Regions from separate parts of the Homo sapiens genome. Here region 1 is linked to region 2. Evidence: chromatin contacts called from ENCODE Hi-C or POLR2A ChIA-PET data. All regions are on one chromosome and are shown on one strand. The core of a region is the stretch at or near the end of the contact, and the rest is flanking DNA. Distances in the headings are between cores, read along the strand shown.

Evidence for each region. A loop is a pair of places that touch in the nucleus more often than their neighbours do. ChIA-PET counts read pairs that join two places held with the same protein, here RNA polymerase II (POLR2A). Pooled maps may share reads with other maps.
Region 1: a pooled map shows a loop between it and region 2 (7-fold over the local background). The contact joins two enhancer-like sites. A Hi-C loop is called at or near these places in 1 of 168 maps with a recorded cell type or tissue (GM12878), 23 of 37 single-sample maps with no recorded cell type and 10 of 50 pooled maps. POLR2A ChIA-PET finds 5 or more read pairs at or near these places in 1 of 52 experiments (GM10248).

Annotation. Positions count from the first base shown.
Region 1 is chr15:75,109,756-75,116,587 of GRCh38, forward strand. LOC124903529 (a long non-coding RNA gene) reads left to right here. Exons shown (of 2, transcript XR_007064720.1): 2 at 1-2,573. It also overlaps the pseudogene LOC100128721. Among named protein-coding and RNA genes, the nearest start is that of C15orf39, 89 kb to the right of the region's middle. RefSeq lists enhancers at 1,215-1,284, 3,210-3,299, 3,330-3,379, 3,400-3,469. Within about 2 kb of position 2,701, at least 4 of the 41 ENCODE cell types and tissues checked have a DNase peak (open chromatin) inside an H3K27ac peak, as active enhancers do.
Region 2 is chr15:74,783,339-74,789,871 of GRCh38, forward strand. The region is part of intron 1 of CSK (C-terminal Src kinase); the gene reads left to right. It overlaps MIR4513 (microRNA 4513), which reads right to left and starts at 5,419; the gene lies at 5,334-5,419. RefSeq lists enhancers at 1-19, 902-1,031, 1,042-1,101, 3,870-4,059, 4,130-4,349 and 4 more and a silencer at 4,462-4,639. Within about 2 kb of position 2,578, at least 5 of the 41 ENCODE cell types and tissues checked have a DNase peak (open chromatin) inside an H3K27ac peak, as active enhancers do.

The sequences.
Region 1 (6,832 bases), core at 1,451-3,950, 330 kb after region 2:
CAAATACATACTCTGACTGTGGGTCTAGATGCCTCCTACATCCTGAGTGCCTTGTGGCCAGCCAGCAGCAGCAGCAGAGCTGCCCAGAGGAACTGTGCTGGATCTAGTAGGGGGAGAAGGGAGAACAGGCCCTTCTGGGACCCCAAGATCCCGTGCAGGGAGCACATCTGGGTTCCAAACCCACAAAAGGAAACGTGGCCAAGAAAGCAACCAATCTCCACCCCCGGCAGGGTTGGGCTGCACCGCCATACTGTGACTGTGCTGGCTACAGTCCCATGGCGATGGGGAACTCACAGCCCCGTGCCCCTCCAACCAGAGGTCCCTGGGCTGGGCAACTTAGATAATTAGGAAGGTCTTCCTTCCCTTAAGGTCCTCCTCTGGCCTCTGGAGCTATGGGATCTGCTGTTCTTTGGTACCAGTAATCCACATGTGAGGCCCCATTTTTCTCCTAAGTCACTGTAGGATCTTGGGCCTCAGTTCTCCATCTGTTTAGCAAGGGAGAGCAGAGGAGAGCCAGTCCTTCCACTTCCCACCTGCCCTGACATTTTATGACTCAGTGATACACTGACGCCTGTCCCGTTCTGCCTCCTTGCCTTCTCTCCTCCAAGTTGCCCAGCTCCATCACCTTCCCTGCCCCTCCCTTGACCTTCCACCTCCCCTGGGCTGACAAGAGCTGAGGGTGGTCAGAAGTCGGCCCGGCTTCCCACCTGACACAGAGGACTGCTCGAAGGAGATGCTGGTCACTAAGAGCAGGGCAGCAGCTGTAACAAGCCAGCATTCTGGAAGCTCCTGGAAATCATATTGCAGAATGCTGGCCTGGCAAGGGGTGAGGGTAAGGGTCTAGGGTGGGGAACAGTGAGTTCTATATAGCAGGGGAGCCAGGACAAGTGCTGTCCATGCTGGAATGCTTCGTTCTGAGCAAGAATGACATCACAGACAACCCCTGCTCCATGCTTATTACCATGGGCTGCCCAAACCCCCACCCACACAGGGAGGGCAGCGGGAGGGGACAGAAATGAATGGGCACAAGCTGTGGCATAAATTCTGGTGGAGGATGGAGGGAAACGATGCCAGAGCATCTAGCCAGGCCATAGCCTCACAAGCTCTGTCCCTGAGACAGGATTTCTGCAACACTGGAGAGGGATGGTACCCAGCCATCCATGACTTCTGTGCCAGGCCCGACTTGTGTTTAATTGTATACATTATTAATGGAACTGGTGGCAAGGGGCTGGGGCTCAGTCTGTGACCAGCATCAGGGCTCAGTCTATGACCAGGTTCAGTGCTTTATCTAGGACCAGGACCAAGACTCATTCTGTGGTAGGATCAGGGCTTAGTGAGTGATCAGGATGAGAGCTCAGTCTGTGACGAGATCATGGGCTCAAGCCTATAGCTCACATTAAGGATCCCCTCCGGGTGGGGCTCAGAGCCAGGGACATTGTGGAAAGTGTCTGAAGGCAAGGTGGGGTCAGCTGGGAGAGAGGGGAGAAGTGGAAGCATGAAGGCCAAGAGGTCCCTGGGCCTGAGGCCAGCTGTGTGAAAACAGAAAAGAGAGTCAGGACTCCAGCTCTGCCACTCACTGGCTGTGTGATTTTGGAGAGTTACTTCCCTTTTTGAGGTCTATGTTGTCTTGTGCGTAAAATGGGAATATTAGGCCGGGCACAGTGACTCACACCTGTAATCCCAGCACTTTGGGAGGCCGAGGCAGGCAGATCACGAAGTCAAGAGATTGAGACCATCCTGGCCAACATGGTGAAACCCCGTCTCTACTAAAAATATAAAAATTAAAGCCCAGGCGAGGTGGCTCACGCCTGTAATCCCAGCACTTCGGGAGGCCGAGGTGGGAGGATCACGAGGTCAGGAGATCAAGACCATCCTGGTTAACACGGTGAAACCCCATCTCTATTAAAAATACAAAAAATTAGCCTGGCATGGTGGTGGGCGCCTGTAGTCCCAGCTGCTGGGGAGGCTGAGACAGGAGAATGGTGTGAACCCAGGAGGCAGAGCTTGCAGTGAGCCAAGACTGCACCACTGTACTCCAACCTGGGCAACAGAGTGAGACTGTCTCAAAAAAGACAAAAAATGAGCTAGGCGTGGTGGCAAGCACCTGTAGTCCCAGCTACTTGGGAGGCTGAGGCAGGAGAATCACTTGAACCCGGGAAGCAGAGGTTGCAGTGAGCCAAGATCACGCCACTGCACTCCAGCCTGGCAACAGATCAAGACTCCGTCTCAAAAAAAAAAAAAGGGGGGGAATATTAGTTAGGTGCAGTGGCTTACAACGTTAATCCAGCACTTTGGGAGGCCAAGGCGGGAGGACAGATTGAGCCTAGGAGATTTGAGACCAGCCTGGGCAACACAGTAAGACCCTGTCTCTATAAAAAATTTAAAAGGTAGCTGGGCATGGTGGGGCCCGCCTGTAGTCCCAGCTACTTGGGCGGCTGAAGCAAGAGGATCGCTTGCGCCCAGTAATTCAAGGTTGCAATGAGCTACAATTGGGCTACTGGGCTCCATCCTGGGTGACAGAGTGCGACCTTGTCTCTGAAAAATAATAATAATAAAATTTTTAAAAGTGGGAATTTTGACTTCTGTTCTGCCTTTGAGATAGAGTCTTGCTCTGAGTCACCAACATGCAAGTTACTATTTCACAAAGCACCAAGAACCCTTATCAATACCTGCCTCCCAAGATTATTCACAGGAGTGAGAATGCACTTCATGAGACAGCAGAAAAAATGGGGAGGGGTTGTTTGCTCAATTTCCAAAGGAGAATTGCTTCAGACAGGAAAATCTCAAAAGGAAACAGCCTTACTGTTGTCATGGCTTCTCCTCACAGTTCTTCTGGTCAGTTTTTATTCCCCAAAATAATGTGTACAGAGTATTTACAGTCAGAGAATGCTAAAGGATTACAACAAAAATAACACGCTCTTTACCCCACGTCAGCCTGCTCGCCAAAAGCAGCCATTTCAACTTATTCAGTTGTTTCTTCTGGTTTTTACTCCCTAAATAAAGCATTGATTTCAATTCTGGTTATCTCCCAAGAGGTCCAATTTAGATGCTGTCTCTAGGGCTCCCTATTGTGACAGAGGAGGTTCACTTACACTCTTTCTCCTCTCCTTTCAATATCATACCACCACAACTCTTGGTTACATTCACAATCACTAAAAAGTGTTTATGGCTGAAACAACTAATATACTATCTTTTTCAATCTCCTTTCCCCCACAGAGTTAATCATTGTCTCATTTTTTTCACTTGCTTATTTTCTTTGACCCATGATTAGATCTTCTGCAAAAGCCCAGTAAGATAATTCTCAATACTGATTTTCACTATCAGTTCCAGTTCCTTAATTTTTTTTTCCCTTGAGACACCCTTTCTGGAGCCCTCAGTTCTCCTGCCTCCATCTGAGCCAGAAGCTTTCCAGATCAGCAGCACAGTCGTCATCCAGAGGCTTCCCTTTGCCAACATTCTGCAACGTCATTTCTTCTCTTTCCTCTATGGATCTCTGATTTTTCTGGGTTCCATTTCTTCTTTCTTGGTTTATGCCCTTTTAGGGTGGAGCACATCCTCCAGTTCCTTCCTGAGGAAGTTTTCACGGAAGACAATTTTTTTTTTTGTCTGAAAATGTCTTATTTTCTACCCTCACACTGGGTTGATACTTTGGCTGGGTATATAATGATTTTCCCTCAGCAACTTTAAGGCATTGTTTCATAAACTTCTAGTTTCTAATATTGCTGTTGAGAGGTCTAATACTGATCTGGCTCAGATTCTCTCTCTCTCTCTTTTTTCCTTTTTTTTTTTTTTTTTGAGATAAGAGTCTTGCTCTCTTGCCCAGGCTGGAGTGCAGTGGCACGATCTCGGCTTACCTCCACCTCCCAGGTTCAAGGGACTTTTGTGCCTCAGCCTCCCAGGGAGCTGGGACTAGCACCACCACACCCAGATAATTTTTGTAATATTCTTCCCCTGAGATGGAGTCTTGCTCTGTCACCCAGGCTGGAGTGCAGTGGTGTGATCTCGGCTCACTGCAACCTCCACCTCCCGGGTTCAAGCAATTCTCCTGCCTCAGCCTCTCGAGTAGCTGGGATTACAGGTATGAGCCACTATGCTACCCATTTTTTTTTTTTTTTTTGAGACAGGGTCTCACTCTGTCGCCCAGGCTGGACTGCAGTGGCACAATCACAGCCCACTGCAGCCTTGACTTCCCAGGATCAAGCAATCCTCCCACTTCAGCCTCCCGAGTAGGTGGGACTACAGGTGTATGCCACCACCCTTGTCTAATTTTTTTAGTTTTTTGTAGAGCTGGGCCTCACCATGTTGCCCAGGCTGTTCTTGAACTCCTGGGCTCAACAATCCTCCCACCTTCGCCTCCCCAAATGCTGGGATAACAGGCATGAGCCACGGGGCCCAGCCAATCTTTAAGTTCTTTAAACAAATGTTTCAGTTTTCAGAGTATATGTTTTGCCTTTCTTTAAAAAAAATTTATTTCTGGAAGATCTGGGGCTCCGAATCCAGCTAGGATGGCTGTGGTTCCGCTACTGCTGTCTGGGGGTTTGTGGAACACCGTGGGAGCGTCCAATCTGGCTGTTACTCGCGGCTCTATGGTGAAGCTGCTCGAAATGCACTACAGTGTCCATCTGCAGTCACACGATGTGCTCTATGGGTCAGGTACTGGGCAGCAGTCAGTGACAAGTGTAACCTCCATGGATGACAGCAACAGTTACTGGAGAATATGGGTAAGATCACCACAGCTGGTGAGAGGGGAACCCCCATCAAGTGCTGCCAGCCCATCCGGCTGACACATGTCAACACTGGCTGAAACCTCCACAACTTTCTGAAAACCAGGAAGTGGGTGCTTTTGGTGAGGAAGGTGAAGGTAGTCACCTGGATGACTGGACCATACTCTGTAACGGGCCCTACTGGGTGAGAGATGGTGAGGGGTGGTTCAAACATTCTTCCATTGAGGAACCGCTGTCTGTCACAGGAGAACGATATGGTGGACCCATCAGTGGGCAAAAAGAGACGCATGGTCTGGCCTAGCCAAGCCGAGCAACGACTGGAAAGCCATGGAAGGCATCTTCATGAGGCCCAGTGAGTTGTTGAAGGCAGGAGGCCACCATGCAGAGGTAGGAGTCTGGAGGCTCTGAGCCACTGTCACTACACAGTTTGTAGACATCTGTGCTGCTTCACCTTGGGATCCCTGCCACAAGTTCCCCAGGAGTGGCCATGTTACTACTGAGATGAAGATGTGCAATGGAAAACAGTGGCTGTGTTCACAAGCTCCAGCCCTGCACATTTGAATTGGCTGCTCTCCCAGACTTGGGTCAGTACTTTCTGAGTAGAGGACTTGCTGGTGACAGGGTGGATGCTTTTTATTCATACTGGTGTGTCCGGAATTGGTGGGTTCTTGGTCTCACTGACTTCAAGAATGAAGCCACGGACCCTTGCGGTGAGTGTTACAGTTCTTAAAGGCGGTGTGTCCGGAGTTTGTTCCTTCTGATGTTCGGATGTGTTTGGAGTTTCTTCCTTCTGGTGGGTTCCTGGTCTCACTGGCTCAGGAGTGAAGCTGCGGACCTTTGCCGTGAGTGTTACAGCTCTTAAGGCGGTGCGTCTGGAGTTGTTCGTTCCTCCCGGTGGGTTCGTGGTCTCGTTGGCTTCAGGAGTGAAGCTGCAGACCTTTGCTGTGAGTGTTACAGCTCATAAAAGCAAGGTGGACCCAAAGAGTGAGCAGCAGCAAGATTTGTTGCAAAGAGCGAAAGAACAAAGCTTCCACAGTGTGGAAGGGGACCCGGGTTGCCACTGCCAGCTCGGGCAGCCTGCTTTTATTCTCTTATCTGGCCCCACCCACATCCTGCTGAGTGGTAGAGTCCAGTGGTCTGTTTTGACAGGGCGCTGATTGGTGCGTTTACAATCCCTGAGCTAGACACAAAGGTTCTCCACGTCCCCACCAGATTAGCTAGATACAGAGTGTGGCCACAAAGGTTCTCCAAGTCCACTCTGTATCTACCAGAGTAGCCAGATACAGAGTGTCCACTGGTGCATTCACAAACCCTGAGCGAGACACAGCGTGCTGATTGGTATGTTTACAAACCTTGAGCTAGATACAGAGTGCCAATTGGTGTATTTACAATCCCTTAGCTAGACATAAAGGTTCTCCAAGTCCCCACCAATCTCAGGAGCCCAGCTGGGTTCACCCAGTGGATCCTGCACCGGGGCTGCAGGTGGAGCTGCCTGCCAGTCCCGCGCCGTGTGCCCGCACTCCTCAGCTCTTGGGTGGTCCATGGGACTGGGCGCCTTGGAGCAAGGGGTGGCGCTCCTGGGGGAGGCTCCGGCAGCACAGGAGCCCACGGAGTGGGGTGGAGGCTCAGGCATGGCGGGCTGCAGGTCCCGAGCCCTGCCCCGTGGGAAGGCAGCTAAGGCCCGGCGAGAAATTGAGCACAGAAGCTGCTGGCCCAGGTGCTAAGCCCCTCACTGCCCGGGGCGGTGGGGCCGGCCGGCCGCTCCGAGGTCCGCTGAGCCCACGCCCACCCGGAACTCGCGCTGGCCCGCAAGCACCGCGCGCAGCCCGGGTTCCCGCCGCGCCTCTCCCTCCACACCTCCCGGCAAGCTGAGGGAGCCGGCTCCGGGCTTGGCCAGCCCAGAAAGGGGCTCCTACAGTGCAGCGGCGGGCTGAAGGGCTCCTCAAGTGCCGCCATAGTGGGAGCCCAGGCAGAGGAGGCGCGGAGAGCGAGCCAGGGCTGTGAGGACTGCCAGCACGCTGTCACCTCTCACTGGTAAGACACACTGAGGGGACATCCCTCTTAGCTGTGAAACTTCTAGTCCTCAGGAGCTTGGCGTCCTGGATTGT
Region 2 (6,533 bases), core at 1,328-3,827:
TTCTGGCACCCTGGGCAGCCCATTCTCCTAGGCTCTTTGTGGCCCAGACCAGGTGTCAGGAAGGGGTGTGTCCAGCCAGCAGATTTTTTGGAGCTTAACTACCAGTTCACTTCCCCGCCCATTTTGTACACCCGGGAACCGAGGCTCAAAGGGAGAAGTTGCTACCCCAGGCCTCTAGTGGAGTTAGGCTGGCTGTCCTTTCATCCCCAGCTATACAGGGCTGGATGGCTGTGGGTGGAAGGAAACCAGGCAGGCACCTTCACCCACTGGGGACACAGGCCCCCAGCCCGGCCCCAGAGGGACCTTGTTGGTTGAGCACGTGCTTCCCTGCAGAGGGCTGGAGGGAGTGAAAGGGCTTCCGGCTCCAGCTGTGGCTGGGTCAGCTAGCAGGAGATGTGGGGAATGTGTGGTGTATGGCCATCTGTGTGGTGTGGCAGGAAGGTCCGGTCCTGGCCCCGGCTCTGAGTTGAAACAACCTGGTGGTCAGTCCTGACCCAGCACTCGCCACACCTATGGCCCAGCTGGCACAGGAGCAGCCAAGTTCAGGATATAAATGGGGTCACATGGGAACCGTGGAAGCTCTGTCTCCACTGGCAGCAGGCTACAGACTGGGGACATGGGAGCATTGTGAGAGTGGGGACACCCAGGGGGCCTGTTTCAAGCTCCTAGTACCCTGGCGGTTCCAGTGTCTTTCTTGGTTGTGGCCACAGCAGGAACAGGGCAAGGACAGCAGGGGTGAGGTTGAGGCCTGGCAGGATCCTCTGGCCCAGGAGAGCAGGCATTGCCCTGGTGGGTGCTGAGCAGTGTCTGGGCTCCCTTGGAGCTGCTGGCAGTTTTGTCCTGCTGGGTCCCTGCTCACGATTTAGGGTTTTTTTGTTTTTTCACTTTTTTTTCTGGCTGTCCTGACATGCACAGTGGAGGGGACCCAGATGTCCTGGGCCTGTGAGACTCCCCTCACATGGCCCCACACCCAGCCCTAACTTCCTTTCCAGCCTGAGGGACTGGGGCTGGAGCCTGACATGGTTAGCTCCCTCCCACCCCAGTCAGCCTTTTTAATTTTTATTTTATTTTATTTTATTTTTTTACCAACTGTGAGCTGTGAAGGTGTGATCCAGGGTCCCAGGGCCTTTGAAGAAAGGAGTCTGGCTTCTGGCTGGCACGTGTGCAGGGATGTGCTTTTCATTGGTGAGCTTGGTGCCCTCCACCCTCTCAGAAGCAGCTGCTCTTCTCTCTGCATTGGGTCAGGGGCAAGGAAAAAGCAGAAAATGTTCCCATTCACCACCGCAGGGGGGCCAGACCCCAAAAGGCTGAGCCACACAGAGTGGCCCTCGGCAAGGGTTGGAAATTTCGGGGACAGAATGCAGCTTCCTCCAAACAAGTATAGGTAGGGGTTGAGACCCAGGATCCACAGTGTGACATGGCTGCCCCCCAAAGGGGGCAGACCCACCTGGGTGCGGTTCTGGGCTCCATCTTTTGAAGGATTTTAAAACCTTGACAGGTCATCTTCAAAGAGCCAGGGATGTTGACTGAGTCTGGGAAAGAGAAAGTAGGGACAGATTCTCATATGTCTGAGGGACTGTCCCAAATGAGAAAGGCATCCCATGGCAGAAATTGTCCCAGACACGTGGGCCAGAGCTAGGGAGCAGGTGGGTCCCAGGGAAGTGAATCTGAGCTCATTATAGGGAAACCATGAATGTACTCATTTTCTTGATTTAGAAAATAACAAAACAGCGCTACAGGAAATTTAGAAAATGAAACAAAAATCACCCACTATTTCTTCAGCAGGCAGTGACTGTGTTAGCATTTTGGAGTTCACTGCCAGTCTTTTCCCCATCCTTTTCCTTCATTGTCGTTGTCACTGGAGTGTGTGTGCCGTGACACCTTTTTTCATTTAATACTGCGTCTGTGGGCATTTTCTCATGGTGCTACGCGGTCTAAGTAACGTTGCTTCTAAAAAGCTACAGAACATTCTAGGCTGGCCTGCTGCAGCGCCATCACCCATACACTGGAGCGTGTGCATTTTTCCCCTCTGTTGCTGTTGTGGTTGTCGTTACTATGAGTCCCAAAAGCAGCCAGGGTGTTGGAGGGCACAAGCAACTTGGCACCCAACTGAATGTGGGTTCCAGGCCCAGACATGCCACTTAGGCCCAGGGTAGAGGGACCTTAGACAGGTCACTGACCTGCTGAGCCTCGTTGATATAAATAACAGGATGGTAACACCTACTTCAGAGGAAGGTGTAAGGACAGTGTCAACTAACTAACCAAGGGACTCTAAAGTGCCTGGCACAGCCCTTTCTTCACTCCCTCTGTGAGTAGGATTGGCATTGTTGAAGGAGTGCCCACTGCTGGCTGCCTCAACCTGTGGGGAAGGTGCCTGAGCCACGGGCCAATGTTGACTGACCACTCACCTGGCAAAGAGGTGGTCTCCGCCTGAGGAGCCCCTGTGAAACCCCCTGGCCCTGAGGTTCTAGAATACTATGGCCAGTGCCCTTGCCTGCCTTCCCTTCTCCCCATTACCATATGATTGGCTGGCCTAGGACATGGGGCTGGCCCTGGGAAGATGGGCTGCTGGTTAGGGTCCGGGACCTGACTCCACCCATTCCCCTTCCGGTCTCCCAGCATCAGAGCTAAATAGACAAGGCCTCTTCTCTCTCTCTCTCTCTCTTTTTTTTTTTTGTGTGTGTGTGTGTGTGTGTGTGTGTGTGAGATGGAGTTTTGCTCTTGTTGCCCAGTCTGGAGTGCAATGGCGCGATCTTGGCTCACCACAACCTCCGGCTCCCGGTTTAAGCGATTCTCCTGCCTCAGCCTTCCAAGTTGGGATTAGAGGCATGTGCCATCACGCCTGGCTAATTTTGTATTTTTAGTAGCGATGGGGTTTCTCCGTGTTGGTCAGGCTGGTCTCAAACTCCTGACCTCAGGTGATCCACCCACCTCGGCCTCCTGAAGTGCTGGGATTATAGGCGTGAGCCACTGCGCCTCTTCTGTAAGAGCCTGGCTGCCTCCTGCCTCCCAGCTCTGGCTAGGTCAGCCCAGCTTGGCATTTTCCCAGAGGAAATAGAGGCCTGCTTAGCCTGAGACTTAGACAAGGAACCCAGGCATCCTGAGCCCCAGCCCAAGAACAGCCATGCCAGCCTCATCTTCGCACCCTGTTCCAGTAGCCAAGGAAGGGAAAGAAGCTGGGAGATTAAGGGTAGGGGGATTCTGGAGCCTCCCAGAGCTTCCCAGGAGGGAGTTGGACACATCGGGAAACTCATGTTAGCCTCCCCCTCCTCAGCAGGTGTTCCCCAGGTCTAACCTGAGTGTGTATCACTGTGACACACCTGCTTCCTCTTGTTCTACTTTTGTGGAGACCAGGGTAACTGGGAGTGCCCTCCTACAGCCACCCCGTGGGCAGTAGCAGGACACCAGTCTCCTCCTGGCAACCCTGGGCCTAAGAGACTGTAGCCCCAGATGACCCTAGGGTGGCCCAGGACTAACCTAAGGAAGGGGTCCTCCCCCAGGTGGCCCATTCAGTGCAGAGGTCCCTTGGGCACACGACTTCAGACTCCAGCTGCCAAACTTTGGCCTGTGGAGTATCTCCTCCTCCCTGGTCTTAGTGTAAGGGAAGTGGGCATGACAACTGCCCTCCTGTCCCACAGCTTGGGATGGGATGAGGTCACAGGGTGGGGTCCGCCCCAAGATGCTGGCCTGGCCTGGCTCAGATGAGAGCCCTTTGGGTGTTTCTCAGTTTCCCCCGCCCTTGGTTGGGGACAGGATGGGTGGAGGAGCAGGCCACCCCCAACGCCCGGCAGGGAGCACTGCCTCCCTTCCCCCTCTCCTCTGGGTCCCTTCATCCAAGGGCTGGAAATAGAATCCGCTAAGTAATGATTAAAGTCAAATTCAGACCTAAAAATAAAGAGCTGGTGAAGGAAGAGCTGGTGCTCCCTGCATGGCTGAGGGGAGAAGTGAGCAGGGAGAGGCTGGCTTTGGGTGGCTGAGCCCCTGCTCCTCGGGATCAGAAGTACTCCACCAGTTGGGGGGGTGCTCTTTTATCTGCCATGATGTGGCCCATTAAGTGTAGACGGCACCACTCAGGGCAGACTGGCAGGACCCATTAGAAAAAAAATCCCATTTTTCCCATGGGGAAACTGAGGCCCAGAAAGGAGAAGTGGTTTGTCAAGCGACTATTTGAGAGCTCCCCTCAGCAGGCCCCCAGGGACTGGAGGGCCCTGTGCAGCCCAGCCTGCCCTTTCTGCCTGCTCAGTTTCTCTTCCTGGTTTTGAGGTGCTAAGATGAAGTCAGCTTCTCATCACACACTAGCTGTGCACACACCCTCCAACCGCAGCTTCCCTCCACCCCTCCTTCTGTGGTCTGGGCCCAGAGTCGAAGGAACAAGTAGAAGAGAGGCTGCTTGGTGCCCCCCTGGCTGTCCTGATCATGGCATGGTTGTAAGCCTCGTGGGCAGGCGAAAACCTGGGCATCATCTGCCCCCCTTGGACCCTGGCTGCTGCTTCTCAGCCCAGCCTGACACCTGGTCCTCATGCAGACTCGCGCATCTATCTATCTGCAGCTTGTGCTGTCCGTGCTGCAGGGAGACAGGAGGGAAGGATGAAGAGCAAACCCTGAGAGCGCCTCTGCTGGCGGGTAGAGGAGACGAGGAGTCAGTGAGGGGAGGCCTGTGGTTCTCACTTCCTGGCAGAGCTGGTAGGAGCTCTGAAGCTGGGGCTCTGCGTGGGCTGGGGCAGCCTGGAGGGCCTCCTGGAGGGGAAGGTCCTGTGAAAGTTGAGAAGTGTTTGAAGAAGAAGCGTGGTAGGAGGAGAGGTCCTTGTTTGAAGCTTCTGCCCTCTCTAGGGCTGCTGGCTCTTTTCTGTGTGTCCCTCGACAGGCTCTTGGCCTCTCTGAGAGGCTGGGGTATGCAGACAAGCAAGAAGTGGGCACAGAAGTACCTCTGCTTCCCAGAGCAGAACAGCCAAGCTCTGGGCAGACCTCCCCTCGGTGCCCCCCACCTGTCCATTTTCAGGGTGTCGTCTGTCCTGCACAAGGAAAGGTGGGAAGAAAGGTCCCCTAACCAAGGTTCAGACAACTCTGAGCTCAAGTACCCACACAGCTAGTTCCTCCTCTGTCAGAGATCACCAGTCCTTGCCCTATGGGGTGTTTGAAGGATTAAGTAACTAATGCAGTGCCCCAAACCCGGTTGGGTCAGTCAGCTGTAATTCCCGTGTTCTCATTCTGCAGCCCATCCTGCTGGAGGAGTGTACTGGTAACACCCCCATCTCCCTTAAGTAGTAGCAAGTCTGTCCTTTGTGTTGATCCCCACAGCTTTACCTTCTGAGCTGTGTGTTCTGCAGATCCTGGTTCTGAAGTGGGGAGACCAGAAATCTGGGGGCCGAAGTTTTAGACAGCTTATGGGCCTCCAGCCGTCAGTCTCCCCACCTAGAATGTGGCCAGGAGACTTCCGGGTGAGGGACAAGAACATGACTTTGAAGGGTCCATTGAAGGCTAGTGCTGAGAGGCTATATGCAAATGCAGGCAAATGAAGATGCAAAGACCACATCCTGTGCTAAGGGGGTGGGGGAGCAGAGGCCTGGGTTAGGGCCCTGGGGAGGCCCAGAGTCCCCATTGCCCAGCGCACATAGGTAATTAGGCTCCTGAGCGGTAATTAGAAACCTTTCTGGGCCAGGAATGGCAGCCTCAAGCCGCAGCGGTGCCTGGGGAGTAGGCTCCCCATTAGCCTGCTCTAACCCCAGCCCCCACCTCTCCCAAACCACTAGACGGGATTTCCGGTCCCACTGAACCATTGGGGGCAGGGGAAAAAAAGCCAGTGTGTTGCTATAATTTGGTATTTATCCATTAAATCCGCCCTTCTCCTTAGGTCAGGGTGCTGACGGGAGCCCCGGGATGGGGGTAGGGCAGCGTGCCCTGGAGCCAGAGCAGGCATTCTTCTGTTCCTTCGTAACCGCCCCGGGAGGTGTAGGCATCTCCAAGACCCTGGCGCCCAATTCTGCTGCTGCTCACCCTGAGACACCTGTGCAGTGGGGGTGCTGAGGGACCACCAGCGCAGGCTGCGGGGGTCAGTGGAAGCCCTCGGGCACCCTTCCTTGCCTGATGTGTGGTGGGGAATGTCACAGTGCCTCAGCCTGGTGTCCTCTGCAGAACCAGAGGTGGAGCTGATTTTATTGCTGCCAAACTTGCCCAACTGCTGGTGGGTGCCCCGCCCTCCTCAGGTGCACTGCCCTTTGGAGGGGCGGGCCCAAATCTGAAACTTAATTCTGCCTGTATCTGTACTATGACCTGTAGGCCCTGCTCGGAGGTTCCCTGGGCCCCCATCCTGAACCTTCTTCAGTCTTCATTAACTCGCTCTGTACCACAGTTTGCAGTCTTAATCCTGGTTTACTTCAAGGCGCCCCTCTCTCAGTCACTTTCCCCTAAAATCCTTCTAGCTCCTGCTCCCCTCACCCATCTTCCTGGAAGCCTTCCCGGGTGGCCCCTGTCTCACAATCTATTGAGGCACTGAACATACCAGGCCATGGCTGACCATCCAGTAACCAGGAGGA